Linked DNA regions of Homo sapiens: region 1 is linked to region 2. The links are chromatin loops, found by intact Hi-C in ENCODE. Cell type or tissue: OCI-LY7. All regions are shown on one strand. Links, peaks and the distances in the headings refer to the core of each region. The heading gives the core; the rest is flanking DNA. Region 1 has its middle 140 kb from the start of LINC02145. Region 2 has its middle 330 kb from the start of ICE1.

Evidence for each region. Hi-C counts contacts between places; a loop is a spot of excess contacts. Peaks named below come from ENCODE experiments on the same cell type or tissue, not always from the same donor. Only the 100,000 strongest peaks of a DNase experiment are listed, where the experiment ranks them.
Region 1: a loop joins it to region 2, with 2.4 times the contacts of the local background. A loop is called at or near these places in 1 of 110 quality-filtered maps.

The regions. Positions count from the first base shown.
Region 1 is chr5:6,195,330-6,200,709 of GRCh38, forward strand. No RefSeq gene overlaps it. Among named protein-coding and RNA genes, the nearest start is that of LINC02145, 140 kb to the right of the region's middle. In OCI-LY7, for the core only: a CTCF peak has its summit at 2,244; a DNase peak (open chromatin) is centred at 2,302; H3K4me3 peaks cover 276 bases; H3K27ac peaks cover 261 bases.
Region 2 is chr5:5,754,203-5,759,582 of GRCh38, forward strand. No RefSeq gene overlaps it. Among named protein-coding and RNA genes, the nearest start is that of ICE1, 330 kb to the left of the region's middle. In OCI-LY7, for the core only: CTCF peaks have their summits at 2,778 and 2,980; a DNase peak (open chromatin) is centred at 1,839; H3K4me3 peaks cover 1,483 bases; H3K27ac peaks cover 2,179 bases.

The DNA of each region.
Region 1 (5,380 bases), core at 164-5,163, 440 kb after region 2:
TTGGATAACAGGGGTTGATTTCCCCTTTGCTCTTCTGGTGATAATGAGTGAGTTCTCGTGAGATCTGGTTGTTTAAAAGTGTGCGGCACTTCCCCCTTCACTCTCTCTCCTGTTCTGCTGTAGTAAGATATGCCTGCTTCCCCTTCACCTTCCACCATGACTGTAAGTTTCCCGAGGCCTCCCAGTCATGATTCCTGTACAGCCTGAGAAACTGTGAGTCAATTAAGCCACTTTTCTTCGTGAATTACCCAGTCTCAGATAGTTCTTTATAGCAGTGTGAGAATGGACTGATGCAATTACAAAACAAAACAGCATGGGGAGGTGTGCTGTGTGGCAAGGGCTCGTGACAAATGATTGTTAATCTTTTTGTAACTACTATCTTCCATGAGAATCTATATCATTATTCTTAAAGCAGAACTTATTCTTAAATTAAGAATGACTTTGCCCCTAAGATATCAGGACATCAGGCCATTTCCTGAGTCTGTTAAGTCCTGGGTCTGCTCAGCAAACATTATTAACCTGTTCCCTTAACCGTAAACATCCTGTGACTAGGAATGTCTAACCTCCTGGGAATGCAGCCCAGGAGGTCTCAGCCTCATTTTACCCAGCCCTTATTCAAGATGGGGGTCATTGTGGTTCAAATGCCTTTGACATCTCAGCTCCAGATACTGTTTTACCTTTTTTTACCCCTTCACCTCGTGTCCCAGATACTTACTTCCTGGTTCTTACGTCAGTGGCCGGAACACCTGCTGACTCTGCTTCACAGATGCCCTACATCACCCCCGACCATGCCCTTGGAAGCTCTTGGTTCCCCCTTTCCCTCCCTGGAGGCATCCTAGGGGCCAATAGGATAATGAGGCTCCACCTAGCGCTATTCTGCAGACCCAGCACCAGGAGCGCCAAATGGGAGGCAGGGCTGCTAACTCGACTTGGAACCTTGCAAGTTATTGTTCCACATCACCAAAAAGTGGGACTAACAGAGGCATCTTCCAACTTATTTCCCATTTCAATCGCATTCCCCAGTTGATCTTATTGGCCATTGACCGATTGCTTAATTATTCAAGGGACTGAGTCTGACTGCATATGCTTACTGAGGGTAGAGGACAAACTCCTCACTGGGACTTTCAATGTCCCTTAAAATGGGACCCTTGTAAAAGACTGGTTACATCATGTTATGAACTGAATTAGGGCCCCTTCGCCAATGTTTATTTTGAACCCCCAACACATAGCACCTCAAAATGTAACTGTATTTAGAGATGGGGTCTTCAAAGAGGTAATTACGAGGCTCTAGTCCAATGGGACTGGTGCTGTAATGCGAGGACACTAAGACACACAGAAAACGCACCAAGGATGCTCAGCAGGGGAAAGCCTGCATGTAGAGGCAGCAAGAGGATGGCGGTCTGCAAGCCAACGAGAAGCCTTGCAGGAAGCCAACCCTGCTGACCCCTAGATCTCGGACTCCAGCCTCCAACGCTGTTTGAGTAAATACGTTTCCGTTGTTTAAGCCACCTGATGGTGGCATTTTGTTATAGCAGCCCTAGAAACCAACACACATCATTTCACCCACACACCAGCAAACCAGGCTGCCCATCATTTCCGGGTGACACTCAGGCTTCTCTGCTTTTCTTACGCTTTCTCAAACTGTTCTTTTACTTTTGGAGTGCCCTCCTTTCCACTGCCCTAGTAATGCTGCCTGGGAGAACCCTAGAGTCCCCAAGCCTGCCATGTCTTCATGTTCTCTGATGACCCTGTGGGGTACACTCACTCCCCTGCAGCCTGCCCACATGACCTGGGAGAACCTCCCACAGATGCAGCCCTGGAGCAAATGTATTTTATTCATTCGTTCAATAACTGGCTTTCACGGAGCCAGAACCTCAGGCTCTGTTCCGCGTCTTGGATGACAGTCACCAGTTCACTTAGTTTATGCCCCTTACTCTGTTCTACAGACAGCCTGTATCTCACACTCCTTTCTCCAGTGCCCTGCAGCCTTGGGCACTGTGCTCTGCCCCTGCCAGCATGCGTGTAGGGGACACGCATTGTCCAGGCCCCCTTCTAACCAAGAGCAGTTTCCCCCTTAGGGGCTCCTCCTCCTCCCACACTATAGGTTTTCATAGGAGTGGCCACAGTCTAGTTCATGGGGGCCTGCACCCCTGCTCCCAGCACCAATAAGCTACCACTTTGGGCTTCCTGATTCAGGACTAGGGTGGCACCAGGCTAGACTCTCTCAGTGCCTAAAACAGTAAGATGTGCAGCCCAGGCTGGTGCCCTCATTCACCACGAGAGGCAGAGGCAGCAGTCCTGAGAGAGGCGAAGGAGGAAGTGGAGATGGGGTTGGGGAGGACAGGAAGCAAAAGAAGCCAGAGAGAGACAAAAGCCGAGGGGAGGGTTGGAAGAGAGTCCAGAGAGGGATCCAGCGCTCGCAGCACCGTTTCCGGAGCTCCTACCTCATTTCTGCTTCTCTCAGTGCTCCATTTCTCCTGGGGTATCAGAGAGCCACCCCACCCATGCCAGGGCCCTCCAGTGATTCCCTTCGTATTGGGAGCCAGCCGTTTCTTTCACTTTTAACCCAACAACTCCTTTGCTACTTCAAGGCACTTAATATATTCTCTAAATTGAATTTAACTTTAGTTGCTTTTGAAGAAATGGAGTGAATTTCACAGTAACGACAGCAATTTCATTACCTTCCCAGACACACTTCTGCTCACCAGATGTCCCAGCGCATAGGGTCCACAGATGGGGGATCAAGGAAGGTCCAATCCATCAGTCATTTATATACAAACAGCGGCCCTAAATGCTTGGAAACCTGTGGATAAACTTGATTTTTGTGAAGAAATTCATTTGATTTGTGGCATCAAATTGTTCCACAGCAGCACCATTATGGATGATCCAAAGGTCATTTTTCAGCAGCTGAGGTTTGGAACTCACAGTGGAAGGAGTAGTGTCCACAAGAACACATTTGCTTGTCAGTCAATCTGGAAGAGGCTTCCTTTCCAACACCCCACGTTGCAAAGAGTGGGTAAGGTTAATGGGTTCACATCTGAAAAGTGGCTCAGAGCCCAGTGATGAAACGCAGTAAATAAAGATATGTTATTCTTCACGTTATGAATTGTTTAGAGGAAAGATGGATTCAGGAAACAATCCCTCCCCTAAGATTTTGAATGGTTTCACTAAAGCCACCCATGGATGGGGAGACTGTAGGGACAAGGATGTGAGGAAGGTGAGTGGAGGCGATCTCCACTGATGCAGTGGATGGAACAGTGGGCTGCCGCCCCTGCCTCTGGCCAGATGCCAGGCCATTAAGAGCAAAGAGTAAAGATTAATTCCTATGCTCGTGTTATAGCCACACATAAAATTTGGCCCAGTAACCACAGACCAGTGCCAAAATCTGTTTAGTTCATTTAAATTTTTGTATTTATTTTAATTAAGCACTAGCAGAATGCCATTTGCAGTGGCATATTGAATACCTTTGTAATTAACAATACCGAGCCAGAGAGATAGGCTTCCTCCGCATTCTTTTAATTAACTGAAATAGTTCAAGGACAGAATCAGCAATGATTTCTTTCTGGATGCAGAATGTGGGGGCTAGGGAATATGCCCTTCATTAGAAAAAGGTGTAATTTTTCAAAATTCTAAGATCTATCAGAATATATTTCCATTTTTATAAACATTATCAGAAGGAAGAAAGCTTAGCAAATGTAATGCATTCAGTATTTTGAGTTACAACAGAAACTTTATGCAGTAGAGAAGTAAGGCAGAAGTTCTGATATGCTGGAATGGAATGAATAATAGTAATGATTCCATCCCCTATGAGTCACACGGGTCCTGGCAGCCACTTGAAATCCAAAATTCTGGTCCCGACTTTATCCTCAAGGCTTCCTATAAGCAGGCAGGATGCTTTTTATAATCTCCAGCCCTCTTTCCTTTGTGTTGTCATTGTTCCTTTTTCTTTAACACCTCCTAAAACCTTCCAACATTTGAATTGTTTAAGGGAAATATGTTTTTTTCTCTTGATCTGTTGAACTGGAATTAATCTCCCTGCATATGTCAGATGCTGTTTCTGCTTCTGTTAGAAGGAGCAGGCATCCTTCTCCTGGGTGAAAATCAGCTCTCATGGAAATCAATGTGGGTGAAAATCAGCTCTCATGGAAATCGATGTGGCTGAAGGGGAGATTCAAGGGCAGGAAAGCAAAAGGAAGACTCAGCTCCAAGGGGCCTGGTGAGGAGGCTCAACTTCAGGCCCATTCTAGGCTTATTCTGGAGTCCAGAGTGAGGATCAATCAATTTGGAGTGCTAACGCTACTTCTCCACTGGGTTGGAAACATTAGCACATCTTCAGCACCACCGGTGTGTGTGCAGCAGTGAGGACTACACTTGTGCAACTGTTCCTGTTGCACAAGAAACAGCAATGGCCCCTGCCTTTCCCTCAGAGAATAGAACCCACTCACCAGCCCCTATCCACCCTAGCCCACCCCAGTGCCACCACATCACCATTTCTCACTGAAAGATGGTAGATACGATATCATTGAATATCCTCAGCTGCTAGTGCACACAAAGAAAGCAACCCGTTCTTTTGCCAAATGCATCCTCCCTTGAAAAACTAGAGAAGCACACACTTGTTCTTGCTTACTGTGAGAGGAGCCATCATGAGCATGTAGGAGTGTGGAGTGTTTTGATTCATGCTGTCTGTGCTACATATAAACTCCTGAGATTCAGCAAAATTTCTTTTTTCATTTGCTGAGTTGAACAACCTGGTCTCTTTCTCCCTTTTATGCACCACCACTCTGAACTGAATTTTCACAGATGCAAACTGCCAAGTGAAATCCCTTCAATATTAAATTCCACAACCATCATAAAAAGGCGAATCATTTGCCGCTCAAAGGAAATGAGATATATTTTAAATTGAATATCCTCATGAATATGCTAACAAGTCCTGAACAGTTTAATAATAATAACAGACCTTGTCTTCATGTGGCCTCTTTCCCCTAGTGAAGACTGACAGCACTTACTAGAGGGGGCAGGGAGCTTGGAAGAACACAATCACTCTATTTTATAAGTGAGACCAGGAAAACCATCTCTCCATGTAAACTAGGCTGCAGGCACCCCCAATGTGTTCATTCTGCCCTCAAAATAACAGGACCTAGGAATCCTTTCACCCTTTGGCAAGCTCTTCCATGGGGCTCTTCCTTGGACCTTGATATAGTTTGGCTGTGTCCCCACCCAAATCTCATCTTGAATTGTAACTCCCACAATTCCCACGTGTCATGGGAGGAATCTGGTGGGAGGTAATTGAATCACGGGGGCAGGTCTTTTTCATGCTGTTCTCATGATAGTGAATAAGTCTCATGAGATCTGATGGTTTTATAAGGGGGAGTCTCCCTGC
Region 2 (5,380 bases), core at 253-5,252:
CACACGATGGTAAGTGAGCCTCACTGGTCCCTGCTCACAGAGGTCTCCTCCAGTCTATGCTGCTCAGCAGGAATGGGTCTCCCATCTGATTCTGAGGTCTGAGTCTTGACTCTACTAAACACAGTGTGTTTGGGTCCCATTTCTGCTTCACAGGAATGCGTATCCCATTTTAGTGAGGTTATGCTCTTGTAATACATTTTTGTAAATTCACTACTCGTCTTTACCTGAAGTAGAACAAGGAGAATCCCATGGGGAAGGCACCTGACTCAATGTGTTTTTCTGACCAATCACTTCCTTTCTTTGGTGCTTACAAGACATGCTTGAAACTAGGTAATTCCAAGCTAACTTTCCAGAGGTCCCTGTCCTGACATCTAACAGCAACAGCCTTAGCCAGAGTCAGCCAGATGATCAGTTTTAGAAATTGAACCCAATAGAGACAGCCCTGGGGGATCCTGCCTTACATTTGCACCTGTACTTCAATTATAATTAAATTGTTCATCTGGTTGTTTGCTTCACTTACATGTTAAGAAAAACAAGACTCATTCTGTCTCAGTGACTTGAAAGTTTGGTTTGCTACTGTAAGCAGAAAAAAAAATAGGTGTGATTAGTGATTTCCAGTTTCATTGGAAACTGAATATGTTTTTTGTTTTGTTTTGTTTTGTTTTTGAGATGGAGTCTCACTCTGTCGCCAGGCTGGAGTGCAGTGGCGCAATCTCGGCTCATGGCAACCTCCACCTCCCAGGTTCAAGTGATTCTCCTGCCTCAGCCTCCCGAGTAGCTGGAACTACTCAGGCACCCGCCACCATGCCCGGCTAATTGTTTGTATTTTTAGTAGAGACAGGGTTTCACTGTGTTATCCAGGATGGTCTTGATCTCTTGACCTCATGATCCACCCGCCTCGGCCTCCCAAAGTGCTGGGATTACAGGCGTGAGCCACCGCACCCAGCCGGAAACTGAATAGGTATTACAAGGAAGGAACAGTCTCTGTTTTCCTGAACTTCCTCCCGTTCAAGTTAAACTGGAGAAGATCATGCCAGGAGAAAAGTGAGTATTTCTTCTTTAAATGATCATAGTGAAAGCTTCCTGTCTTTGTGTTAAGACTGTTTACATCACAGAATGAGTAAATGTTAGAAAATTGAAAGGACACTGGGATATTTATGGAAATTAGCATTCACTTGAGACATTAAAATGAGGATGAAATATTTATATTTTCTACTCAGCTTATAAATAGAGTATTTCCCTGTTGAGATTTCTCCCTGCTGTTATAATGCTAATCTTTTTATTCAAATGTTCACAGACTCTCCATTTTCAAGATGAGTGATGTGGGTTGGGCCTGAGTCCTGGTGTTTCCTTGGGTGGAGGTCCTCCCTTGTCATCAAGTTCAGAAGTGAAATAACAACAAATGCTCTGGCATTTCGGTGGCCTCATCCTTTGTACTGGATTGCCTTTCTCTCTTGTTTTCAGAACCTCCATGAACATAGGATTTGAAGTATCTCTTAACCTTAGGAAAGTCTGTGACGTTCATAGCATTCATTGTGGCAAAACTTGTAGATACTCAAAATCTACTCTGTATGTCAGTTCAAGTCACACTTTTATGAACAATAACAGTAGCAATATTTGGAATAAGAACTATTTTAAATAAATGTTCATCAATTGTCTTAGACAATGTTAAGAATGTGTGGTATGCAAATAATTCCTAAAGATGTCAATACATTCTGCCCCAAACTAAAATAAAAATGTATTCATGCACCATTGAGCTTGTGGGCAGAGACTTTGGGGCTAGAAATGAACTGGTCTGTTCCTCACGGTAATCACTGCAGGTGCCCATTGGTGCATCTGGGTGTGAGAATGGACGGGAGTGACACTTCTCTGGAGGCTGCATCTGACTCCTCAGACAGCAGACCCTGGCTACCCAACTTTTTCTTCATACCTTAACCTGTTGTTTTGTGAGACATGCAAGCAATTTGAGGTTATTGAAATTGAGAGGGCTGTAACTTCCTTCCCATTTTCAGTATTAAACTTTTTGCACTGTTTCTTTGTTTCTTTCCTTTTTGTTTTTTTGTGGGACTGAGTGATCACAGCTCACTGCAGCCTTGACCCGCCCAGCTCTAGCAATCCTCCCACCTCGGCCTCTTGACTAGCTGGGACTATAAGCACACACCACTATGCCTGGCTAATTTTTAAAATTTTGTAGCCATGAGGCCCCACTATGTTGCCCAGGCTGGTCTTGAACTCCTGGCCTCAAGTGACCTGCTTGCCTCAGCTCCCCAAAGTGCTAGAATTACAGGCGTGAGCCTCCATGCCTGGCCAAACACGGTTTCTTTTCCACCCATCCTCTTTGCTGTTCCTATTGTGTGGAGCTTCTAATTCTCTCACCAATTACAAGCAGTGTGTGTTTGCATAATCCATGCCTTCCTTTGCTGATTGTTGCAGTTTAAACCATTTCAGATCATTTCATGAACGTGTAACTTTTGTTATTGTCCTTTTTGTTTTTTTGTTTTGTATGTGATTGGTTGGTTAGTGAAATTGGCTTGCTTCTGTTAGTTTCAGTCATTATAGCCATGTGAGGACAGGTTCTGCCCACTGAGGACCAGGTCTCTCCATGTGTGGAAGGTGCTTTCATCCTCTCCAGGTTGAGCTCTGCAGTTGGACTCAGAAGCTTTACATTAACAACCAGCAGCTGGGTTTAGAGCCTGGCTCCACAAACCATAATGATGAGAATGTCATAAACCCTGCTGGATTCAGTATGATTTGCAGTTACAACTCTCTAGGGGGCTGCACTGCGCTGTGCTCTTCTTGTGGTCCGGGGCTCTGCACATTCAGTGTGTGACAGAACACTCTTTCCATGCCTGTCCTTGCTGTCCAAATATATGTAGTGCCCCAGCAAAGCAGGCTGTGGCCATGTCACTACTAAATTGCCTAATTTTGTTGCAGTGTTTCTTAAATTATGCAGAGTGGCACTACTGATTAGTCCACCCCCAACCTGCTCTTGTGTGCGGACATCAGCTTTCCCCAACTCAAGAGGAAAAATGAAGGGCGTGCAAGCCTGATTATTAGCTTCAGCCTTATTCCCATTCCTCTGTTTTCACCCTAGGCTGCTCTGCACCCATGCTTTGGCATAGCCAGAGAACAAGAACTGCCCCATTCATGCCCATGAGTGGCTCCAACAGGAAGTCTTTGCTCCAGGACTCCCCATGGCCTGGCTGAAGCTGCCTTAGGTCTGTTGAGGTTTCAGACCCTTCCTATTCAATCCCTTCTTCTCTCACAGGTAGCAAATCTGCATCACGGTCTCAAGGTTCTTCTCATCTTTTTCTTCTGCTCTCTGTCCTTTATTGTATACATTAATTTCTTTCAATTAATTGGTTGCATTTCTCATCCCATCTTCACATCCACTTCTCAGAGGACCTATCAGGCACACCCACTGTCCATTCTCTCTGTGCCTTATCTTCAGGAGAGTTTTGGACCCTACCATGAGAGTTTCAGATCTCTAAAATGGGAAAAATATTTTAATGGAATCACAAATTCTAGATTATATGTTGCTATATTATTGGAAAAAATAAATACGAATTAACAAGGAAATAAACCCAAATACTTTTTTCATGATATAGAAGTGTTTAAGAAACATACCAATTGCTTGCATTCACCCAGAATGGTTCTTATTTTTGTGACTGAGCACAGAATGACTCATGGTCCAAATCCGTATACTCAAACCACATCTATAGCAGACTATCAGCCATGTTCACTTAGATGTCATTTGGGCAACTTAATAGTTTCAAAGCAGGATTTATAATCTTCCTTCTTTCCTTCCTAAACCTTCTGCCACCTTTTGGCTTTCTATTGAGAAGAATGGCAACACCAGTGCTCCCCTAAGTAGACAGGACATCATCTTTGCAGATTCCGCCTTCTTCAGTCCTCATATCTGCTCTTCATAAGTCTGGTGGAGTCTGTCTTCTCCATATTTTCTAATTAATTTCATTTCTTCATCCTTATCATTGTCATCACGTGCTGGGCCACTGTCACCTCCTGCCATGTTACAGCAATGATCTTCACACAGACTCACCTGACTCCAATCTCACCTCAGTCAATTTCAACCTTTGCAAAATAGCCAGGATGATCCCTCTCCAAAAAAACTTACTCTTGCTGTTCTTCTGCTTAAAAGATACTGGAATGGATTCTGATTGCCCTTAGGATAGGGTCCAAATTCCCTTCCCAACATGCCTTTAAAATTTCCCTGACCATCCTATGCGGCCTCTCTTTCCACTCCACCACCTTCCTCAGTCTCTGCACGTCCATGTGGAATTCACAGTTCCCAGAATATATCATATCTGGCTTTGCTATCAGACCTTGGCACTTGCTCTCTGATGGCCTTAGACTAGAATATGACTTAACCCTTCTTCTCTTTTCCTGGCTAACTCCCAATTTATTCTTCAAGGCTTAGATTAGTTGTCACTTCCTCCAAGAAGCCATGCCTACCACTACGCTACTCCTATCCTGGATTAGAAACTCCAGTTATTATATAGTGGTGTCTGTGTGTGTGTGTGTGTGTGTGTGTGTTTTGAGACAGAGTCTTGCTCTGTCACCCAGGCTGGAGTACACTGGCATGATCTGGGCTCACTACAACCTCCACCTCCTGGGTTCAAGCGATTCTCATGCCTCAGCCTCACAAGTGAGTGCCTCACAAGTGTGATCACCTGGGATCACAGGTGTGTGCCACCCACACCCGGCTAATTTTTGTATTTTCAGTAGAGATGGTGTTTCACCATGTTGGCCAGGCTAGTCTCAAACTCCTGACCTCTAGTGATCCTCCCGCCTTGGCTTCCCAAAGAGCTGGGATTACAGGAGTGAGCCAGCGTTCCTGACCATGTTCTGTGCTTTATATCAGAGTTTACCACGTTTGCTGCCACTGCTTTTCTTCTATCCTTCCCTACTTGAATATACTCTGAGGAGGATGGGGAATATGTTTGGCTTATTGTTCACAAAACCTTTATATAAAAGGTGCTTACTGAATACATGTTGAGTAAAGGATGCTAGTAAGGGGTATTGCAGAAAGGAGTGTGCTGCCTTGGACACATAGTGGGGTTAGACAGATGGGGTAACTAGCTTGTCAAAACCCTTTTAATTCTGAGATTTGGAATCTATAACTTCAGTGGTATTTTTAGAAACATATGCTAATGTGATGTTATGTAATATAAACCTATTAAGGAAGGTTAGCCCAGCAGAACACTTCTTTTAAAATATTTTCTTCTAGTTTGAACTATTGTTTATACTTGAATTTTTCTTTCAGAATTCAAGAGCTGTGATAATTATGACTAGACTCAGTATAATTAGTATGTCAGTGATATTTTTATTGTACTTTAATTCTTATATTACAGCACTATTA